2 separate regions of the Homo sapiens genome follow, and region 1 is linked to region 2. A link is a contact called in ENCODE Hi-C or POLR2A ChIA-PET data. All regions are on one chromosome and are shown on one strand. Each heading gives the region's core, a stretch centred on a gene start or an enhancer-like site at or near the end of the contact. The rest is flanking DNA. Distances are from core to core; before and after follow the strand shown.

Region 1 (4,277 bases), core at 514-3,013, 120 kb before region 2:
CTAGAACCAGGGACCCCACTCCCATGCCGACAGTATGGGCTGCTGTCTTCAGGACCATTGCAAGGTAAGGTGTGGAATAACAGCAAATAAAAATGCCACAAAACTTTCCTACCATTTTTGAGTTTATTTTATTTATTTATTTATTTATTTATTTATTTATTTATTTATTTATTTGAGATGGAGTCTCTCTTTGTCGCCCAGGCTGGAGTGCAGTGGCATGATCTTGGCTCACTGCAGCCTCTGCCTCCCAGGTTCAAACAATTCTCCTGCCTCAGCCTCCGGAGTAGCTGGGATTACAGGCACGTGCCACCACACCCAGCAAATTTTTGTATTTTTAGTAGAGATGGGGTTTGACCATGTTGGCCAGGCTGGTCTTGAACTCCTGACCTCATGATCCACCCACCTTGGCCTCCCAAAGTGCTGGGATTACAGGCGTGAGCCACCATGCCCAGCCTTATCTCTGTATTTTATATATATATATATATATATATATATACACACACACACACACACACATATACATATATATATACATACATACATATATATACACATACATATATATATACACATACATACATATATATATATTTTTAAATTTTATTTATTTTAGTTAGGGGCTCACTCTTTCACCCAGGCTTCAGTGCAGTGTCAAGATCATAGTTCACTGCAGCCTTGACTTCCCAGGCTCAAATGATCCTCCCACTTCAGCCTCCCCAGTAGTTGGGACTACAGGCATGCACCACCAGGCCTGGCTGATTTTTATTTTTTTATTTTTTATAGAGGCAGGGTCTCACTGTGTTTCCCAGGCTAGTCTGAAACTCCTGGGCTCAAGAGATCCTCTTGTCTTGACCTCCCAAAATGCTGGGATTACAGGCATGAGCCACCACTGCAACTGGCCCATTTTTTATTTTTCTTAATTCAGCATCCACTTGGTGGCTGTAAGCCTCTGACTTTTTTCCAGAGTCTGAAGAAGTTAATTCTGACAGATTCTGCTTGTTTTTTGAGTTTCTATGGGGGGGACAGGAGCTTGGGGCTGCCTACTCTGCCATTTTGCTGACCTAAGTAGAGTTTGAAATCTTAAAATAATTAAATGGTTAAATGAATGAACTTTGGAGACAGATGGTCTGAATTTTAATCCTGCCTGTGCCACCAAAAAGTTTGTAATAAGTGAATTATTTAATCTCTAAACTTCAATTTCTCATCTGTAAAGTAGGAATATGGGAAGGGCTAATTAGGATCATTTATTGTAAAATCAGTAGTGTGCAGTAAATATTTGACAAGCAGCTCTCAGAAGGGATGGGACTGAAAACCCTGATTTTTAGTGTTTGCCAGTTTCCATGGTGTAAATATTCCTGATATGGCCGAATTTAAGATGCCAGTGTAAAATCTTCTAATGCGGCTTGAGAAAACACACACATAATTGACTCTCATGAGCCAGGGAAGGCCAACTCTAGCATATCACTTTCTTAAAAAGTATGAGGTACACAATAAGTGATCAATCAATAAATATTATCATCTTCAATTGCTTTGAACAAAATGAATAAAATAAGAATGGTTTCTGAAAAGTCAAGATACAGCATCTCCCTCTATATTGCCCTATGTTATAAAATACTTTATACTCTAGGTACTTGGAAATGTTATCTCCAGACAGTCCATCTTCTGTGAGAACAACATTTCACATCCCCTTTCTATCTTTAGGTCTTGCATCATTGTTTACAGTGAACACAATCACAGAGAGAATAGTCATTGTCCACAAGTCTGCCTGAAACTGACCACACTTCAAAGGACTTGCTTCTAATTGACTAATCTATTAACTTTTCAGGCTGCAGGAAGACTTAGAGGCATCATCCTGCCTTGGCTTCTGGTTGCCAAGGTGTTCTGCCTGATACCAACTTTGTCAGCAGTCACCAACTAGCCATGCTTTTCCCTTGAAGGCACATGTAGATTGCCTAACCATCCACACCAGGCAAACAATTCTTCAAATGTCATGCCCTTTGCACTTCTGTTCAGATCCAGCCTTAGAGAAGCTTGTGAAGCAATGACTGTTTTAATTGGTCTCCTGGGTACCCAGGCCTAATCCTTTACCAAGTCACTAGTTATCCCATGTTCCTTATCTGTCTGTCTATCCATCTATCCTTCCATCCTCATCCAATACTTACAGAATGCCTATGGCTGCAAATACAAGGATGACTGCTTGGTTCCTGCTGTCCATAAACTCACAGCCTGGGATAAGGTAGGGTAGAGTGAATAGATATGCAAGCAAAATAGAATGGATTGTGATAAGGGAAAGTAGAAAAGTACATGCAAAGTACTCTGGGAAACTAAAGGAGGAATTCTGCCTACCTTGAGGAACTAAGGAAGTTTTCAGGGAGTGCGTGCAGGTAACCGTAGGGTAAGATTGGCTGGGAGCCAAATTGTGCTAGACCTTGTGCACCTGACTGTGGCAATGGCTGCTTCAGCAACAGGGAGCCTTTCTTTCCTTTTGTTATTTCCCTGCATCTTACAACGTTAAGGCCTTGGTCCCTGCTAATAATAAAATAATAATCAACTTTATAAAGAGCTTACAATATGCCAGATACTGTACTAAGTGCTTTATATTTTTTTTTTGGGTGGGGGGTGGCTGTTGGGCAGTGTCTCACTCTGTCACCCAGGCTGGAGGGCAGTGGCACAATCATGGCTCACTGCAGCCTTGACCTCCTGGGCTCAAGCCTCCCACCTCAGCCTCCCAAGTAGCTGGGACTACAGGCATGCAACACCATTTTTTTGTAGAGACGGTCTCTCTCTGTTTCCCAGGCTGGTCTTGAATAACACCTGGGCTCAAGTGATCTTCTTGCCTCAGCCCTCCAAAGTGCTGGGATTACAGACATGAGCCACTGCACCCAGCTTATTATTTAACTTAATCTTCACAACAACTTTAGAAGATAGAAAATAGGAGATGCTGTAATGGTGAGAGTTTTAGAGCATTCCTGAGGACCTGGAGAAAACTTGCTGCCGAGAAGGAAATTTTGAAGGTTTCATTGGTTGAAAAAGGTGTCTCTGGAATCACACTCCTAGATCTTTCTTAAAGACTTGAAAAGAATTAGATTAGGGGCCAGGTACAGTGGCTCACACCTGTAATCCCAGCACTTTGGGAGGCCGAGGTGGGTGAGTCACCTGAAGTCAGGAGTTCGAGACCAGCCTGGCTAACATCTTGAAACCCTATCTCTACTAAAAATACAAAAAATTAACAGGGTGTGGTTGTGCACACCTATAATGCCAGCTATTTGGGAGGCTGAGGCAGGAGAATCGCCTGAACCCGGGAGGCAGAGGTTGCAGTGAGCTGAGATCGCCCCACTGCACTCCAGGCTGAGCAACAAGAGTGAAACTCTGTCCAAAAAAAAAAAAAACAATTAGATTGAGGCCATGGGGGACATAGAAGGTCACCCCATCTCTGATCTTCGCCATCACAATTGCTACAATCGGCTCTTTCCAATTTGGCTACAACACTGGGGTCATCAATGCTCCTGAGATGATCATAAGGGAATTTATCAACACTTTGAAGGACAAGGCAAATACCCCTCCCTCTGAGATGTTGTGCTTGTCCCTTTGGTGCTTGTCTATGGCCATATTCTCCATTGGTTGTATGATTAGCTCCTTTTCTGTTGGACTGTTTGTCAACAGCTTTGACAGGCGTAATTCAATGCTTACTGTCAACCTGTTGGCTGCCACTGGTGGCTGCCTTATGGGACTGTGTAAAGTAGCTGAGTTGGTTGAAATACTGATCCTGGCCTACTTGGTTATTGGCCTCTTCTGCAGACTCTGCACAGGTTTTGTGCCCACGTACATCGGAGACATCTCACCTATTGGCCTGCAAGGTGTCTTTGGCACTCTCAACCAGCTGGGCATTGTTGTTGGAATTCTGGTGGCCCAGATCTTTGATCTGGAATTCATCCTGGGGTCTGAAGACCTATGGCCTGTGCTATTAGGCTTTCCCATCTCTCCTGCTATGCTACAAAGTGCAGCCCTTCCTTTTTGCCCTGAAAGTCCCAGATTCTTGCTCATTAACAGAAAAGAAGAGGAGAATGCTAAGGAGATCCTCCAGTGGTTGTGGGGCACCCAGGATGTATCCCAAGACATCCAGGAGATGAAAGATGAGAGTGCAAGGATGGCACAAGAAAAGCAAGTCACTGTGCTGGAGCTCTTTAGAGTATCCAGCTACCGACAGCCCATCATCATTTCCATCATGCTCCAGCTCTCTCAGCAGCTCTCTGTAATCAATACTGTGTTCTATTACT
Region 2 (4,480 bases), core at 884-3,383:
GGATGAAGAAATAGAGCAGAGTGGCTTAAGAGCATGGGTTTTAGACCCACGTCGACGGGGTTCAGATCCTAGCTTCATGACTTATATGGCCTTAGGAGAGTTATTTCACCTTTATCAGCAGCTAAAAATTACTCCTCTGTTAAATGGAGGTACCTACTGTCTAACTCATAAGGTTGTGAAGAAACTAAACGGCATTTAGCACAAAGCCTGGCAATACAATAAATGTTGAATAAATTATTATAGCCGTTACAATTATTATTACTGTAATTAATAATATTAAAGTAAATGTGGGTGGGTGCAGTGGCTCACACCTGTAACCCCAGCACTTTGGGAGGCTGAGGCAGGCAGATCACTTGAGCCGAGGAGTTTGAGCCTAGCCTGGGCAACATGGTGAAACCCTATCTTTACAAAATATACCAAAATTAGCAGGATGTGGTGGCACGTGCCTGTGGTCCTAGCTACTTGGGAGGCTGAGTTGGGAGGATCGCCTGAGCCTGGGAGGTCAAGGCTACAGTGAGCCATGACCTTGCCACTGTGCTCCAGCCTGGGTGACAGCAAGACACTGTCTCAAAAAATTAAATAAATGAATAAAATATGAGACTCATTTTCTCCTCCTGTTTTATTCTCATGCTAAAACAATAATGCTTGATACTTACTGAGGGTTTTCTGTATAATAGGTATTATACTATGTTAGTTAGCACTTGTCTAATCTCAGAGAACCCTGTGAAGATGTAAGCTATTTCATGAATAAGGAAAATGAGGCTCAAAGAGATGATGTAACTAGTTAAGTAATTGGCAGAGGCAGGAACTTAACCTAGATCTCTGGTCTCCAGGGCTCATGCGACACAAAATATTTTCACTTGTGCAGATATATATTATTCAGTGTGTAGATTATTTCAAGCATGAAATTCGTGTCTTCTCTGGAAAATCCCGACTTGAGTACTGTTACAAAGTCAAGACGATTGGTGATAGGAGAAAGCTCATGTTCAGCTCAGTGGTAACTGGGAAGAGTATGTTATCTGTTTGTGTCAGAGCATGTGTAGTAGTCTGGAAGTGAGGAGACCTGAATGTAGATGCATGTCTAGTGAGCAGTGATTTCCCTTTCTGAGTTTCCGTGCACATTGCGTATTATATAGTTTAGACAGTGTGCTCATTAAGGTCTCTTCCAGATATGAAAGCCCAGGATTCCCTGATACAACCCAGTTCTTTGGTCCTAACCCTGCAGGTGCCAACTCCCCCAATCCTGCAAGTCCAGAAGAGCTGGCTTTCTCTTCCTTGGACCTAGGCCCTGCATAGGTTTCCCAGCAGCACTGACCTTTTACCAATAGAAAATGAAGAAAGCAACTTAACCCTGTCCCTTTTATGTATCTTATCAGGTTGTTTCTGTTGAAAAGGAAAAAAATAAACTGAAGCGGAAAAAACTGGAAAATAAACACAAGAAGGATGAGGAGAAAAACAAGATCCGGGAAGAGTGGAACAATTTTTCTTACTTCCCTGAAATCACTCACATTGTAATAAAGGAGTCTGTGGTCAGCATTAACAAGCAGGACAACAAGAAAATGGTAAGTTTGTCCCAGAAGCTCTTAAGTCTGGATCTGGTGATGAGAGGGAGAATTGCTGAGTTCCGTTCTGCAGCACATGATTTTCAGAGTTCCTGTCCTAAAGAGAAAACAGGATTTTCTTATTGAAGCCAAAAAGTTCCTATTACCAAGGCATTCTCAGTGTTTTAAAGTTACACCGATACATTCCAGTGCCTTTCTTTGGTCTCAGAAATGTGAATCTGCCTTAGGATTTGCTTCCCTCCCAAATACACCTCAGCATCAATATTTAATTCACAAAGCTAGTGGATTTGAAGGAAAAGAAAACCAGCGAATGTCAGTGTTTCCTCCCAAGGGTTCTGGCACGGCCTCTCTGCTGAGCTGAAGTGCAAAGCAGGAAGCCCCACGTTGCCCTCAGGCGAGCCTCGGCCACAGTGGCAGTCATCGATATGGTGTCAGGCACACCCCAGTGACTCTCGGACAGAGGAAAGGGTGTTTAATCTCACTTCCTCTTTTTTGGTATCACTTGAGGACATAATCTAAACAAGCAGGAAGTGGGAACTCTGCCAAAATAAACCTGTTTGTGTCAGGGGAAGTCACAGCCAACAACATGCAGAGAGAGCGGCTGGTGAGACAGCTAGCACTCTTAAGGTGAGTGGAGCCAACACCAGGAAAGGCCACATTCTGCCAAAATGTGGCAGATACTGTGTCACAATGATAACGCTCAGTGCTGAGGAAGAGCCTGGTGATACGGTTTAGGGCAGACAGTCACTCTCTTGTATTCAGAATAACTTGTCTTTCTGATATAACCTTTTGGAAAACAGTTTGGTAACCTGTTAAAAGCCTTGAAAATATTTATATATCCCTCTGTTCAGGAATCTAGAGAATGAATCTATCTTCCAGAAACAATGTGAGAGGCAGGTTATGGTTTATGAATAAGAATATTCATTCCAGTAGTAATTAAAGTGTCAAAATTCTGAAAATAACTTAAATATACAATAATAGGAGAATAGGAAAATAAATCACAATTTGCCTGAGAAGCAGAATATTAGAAAATCAGGTTGCTGAATTTTTTAATGACCTGGAAAAAAGGTCAGGGGAAAAAGCAGGATATAAAACTTTACCTATAGAATGGGACCAGTTTTGTTCAAAATATCAATAGGTATGCATGTATATACACATGCTCTTAGAAAAATAAATATTAACAGCTACTTATTTATGGTGGCATTATGAGTGGTTTTAATTTTCTTATTCTCCCCTCCTTTTTTTTTAAACAAAAAACTTACATTAATTTTATTAGAAAAATATAGTAAAAACAAAGTGAAGAGGGAGAAGTAGAAGAGCTCAGATGGATGTTAATGGAAAGATGCGAAATGGAGGGAGAAAAGAAGAAGTGCTGTTGATGGAGCACATCCTGGATATCAGGCCCCGTGTTATATGCTGCATCCTGGATATTAGGCCCCGTGTCATATGCTGCATCCTGGATATTAGGCCCCGTGTCATATGCTGCATCCTGGATATTAGGCCCCGTGTCATATGCTGCATCCTGGATTTTAGGCCCCGTGTCATATGCTGCATCCTGGATATTAGGCCCCCTGTCATATGCTGCATCCTGGATATTAGGCCCCGTGTCATATGCTGCATCCTGGATATTAGGCCCCGTGTTATATGCTGCATCCTGGGTATTAGGCCCCGTGTTATATGCTGCATCGTGGGTATTAGGCCCTGTGTTATATGCTGCATCCTGGGTATTAGGCCCCCTGTTATATGCTGCATCCTGGATATTAGGCCCCGTGTCACATGCTGCATCCTGGATATTAGGCCCCGTGTTATATGCTGTGCCTGTATCTTGGTCTGTCTTAGTCCTTGTAAGAACCTTAGGGGACTGAGCATCAGCTCTACTTGAAATGAGGAATCTGAGACTAATCAAGAGGCATGGGATCTTGCACAGGGTCACTCAGTGAGAAAGTGGCAGGCACTTGCCCAGCTCTGTCTGGTTCCTGCCTGTGCATTTTGCCTGTGTTGCTTTGGCTTCTAAGGCGTTATCATCCCCCAGAGACCCCGAAGGGAGTGAGGGAGAGGCTGACATGTCCATGATCTGGCTCTTCAACGTGGTGTATGCCTGGTGCACATTTTATGAGCCTGCCCCATCCTGTCCTGTCCTGGTTGACACAGTCAAGTCTAGCACCAACACAAGTTGGTGCACCCATCATCTAAGTCAGAGCTCACCCTGGCCACATGGGCCAATGACTCTATGCCAAGCCACAGTGCTGTGGAGGGAGCAGGAGGAGGGCAGGAAGAAAGAAATACTTGATTCCTCCATTAGTTTGTTTTTCTTTACCACGCTAGCCCTTACTGTGTGTCAGGTACTTCCTATTCTGAGCACTTCACAAATACCACCTATTTTAATTTTCATGTCAACCCTATGGGTGAGTATGATAAGGGGAAACTGAGGCACGAAGAGGTTAAGTAACCTGTCCAAGGTCACAGAGCTGTTAGGTTAAAGCATTTGAAATTGCCAATATTTGACCATTTTGACCTATAAAAATGATGATTCCATATGCATAACCCTACTAGCAGGTGGAGAGGCTGCGATTTGAACCCAGAGCAGCTGGCTCTAGAGCCTGAGCTGAGGGTTGACCACTGCTCCATGCTGCCAGTTTAGAATCTCATGCCCTCGTTGTCCCCTCCCAGCCATGGGATTCCCAAGCCCTTTAATCAGGCAGTGCTTTGAAGAAACCCTGATACCAGCATGTTGTCAAGTCAGACCTTCATGTATCACTTCTCTCTACATCTCCTTGGCATCCCTCATTTCTGTTTAGACTCCTGTTCTCAGGAAATGTAAGTGCAGATGTGGTCTTACTTATCATGTGGCTGGGTGAGGGGCTGCCCAGGCCAGCCTGCCCCTTGTTCAGAGCATCTTGAATTTGCTCTTCAGGGAT

Evidence for each region. A loop is a pair of places that touch in the nucleus more often than their neighbours do. ChIA-PET counts read pairs that join two places held with the same protein, here RNA polymerase II (POLR2A). Pooled maps may share reads with other maps.
Region 1: a pooled map shows a loop between it and region 2 (7-fold over the local background). The contact joins two enhancer-like sites. A Hi-C loop is called at or near these places in 5 of 37 single-sample maps with no recorded cell type and 5 of 50 pooled maps. POLR2A ChIA-PET finds 5 or more read pairs at or near these places in 7 of 52 experiments (CD8-positive, alpha-beta memory T cell, Caco-2, GM12878 and 4 more).

What each region holds. Positions count from the first base shown.
Region 1 is chr1:64,985,222-64,989,498 of GRCh38, reverse strand. It overlaps LINC01359 (long intergenic non-protein coding RNA 1359), which reads left to right. Exons shown (of 7, transcript NR_119383.1): 4 at 5-64; 5 at 1,826-2,236. It also overlaps a transcript of JAK1 not described here and the pseudogene SLC2A3P2. Among named protein-coding and RNA genes, the nearest start is that of LINC01359, 15 kb to the left of the region's middle. Within about 2 kb of position 1,763, at least 3 of the 41 ENCODE cell types and tissues checked have a DNase peak (open chromatin) inside an H3K27ac peak, as active enhancers do.
Region 2 is chr1:64,861,869-64,866,348 of GRCh38, reverse strand. JAK1 (Janus kinase 1) reads left to right here. Exons shown (of 25, transcript NM_002227.4): 8 at 1,377-1,562. Among named protein-coding and RNA genes, the nearest start is that of JAK1, 100 kb to the left of the region's middle. Within about 2 kb of position 2,133, at least 27 of the 41 ENCODE cell types and tissues checked have a DNase peak (open chromatin) inside an H3K27ac peak, as active enhancers do.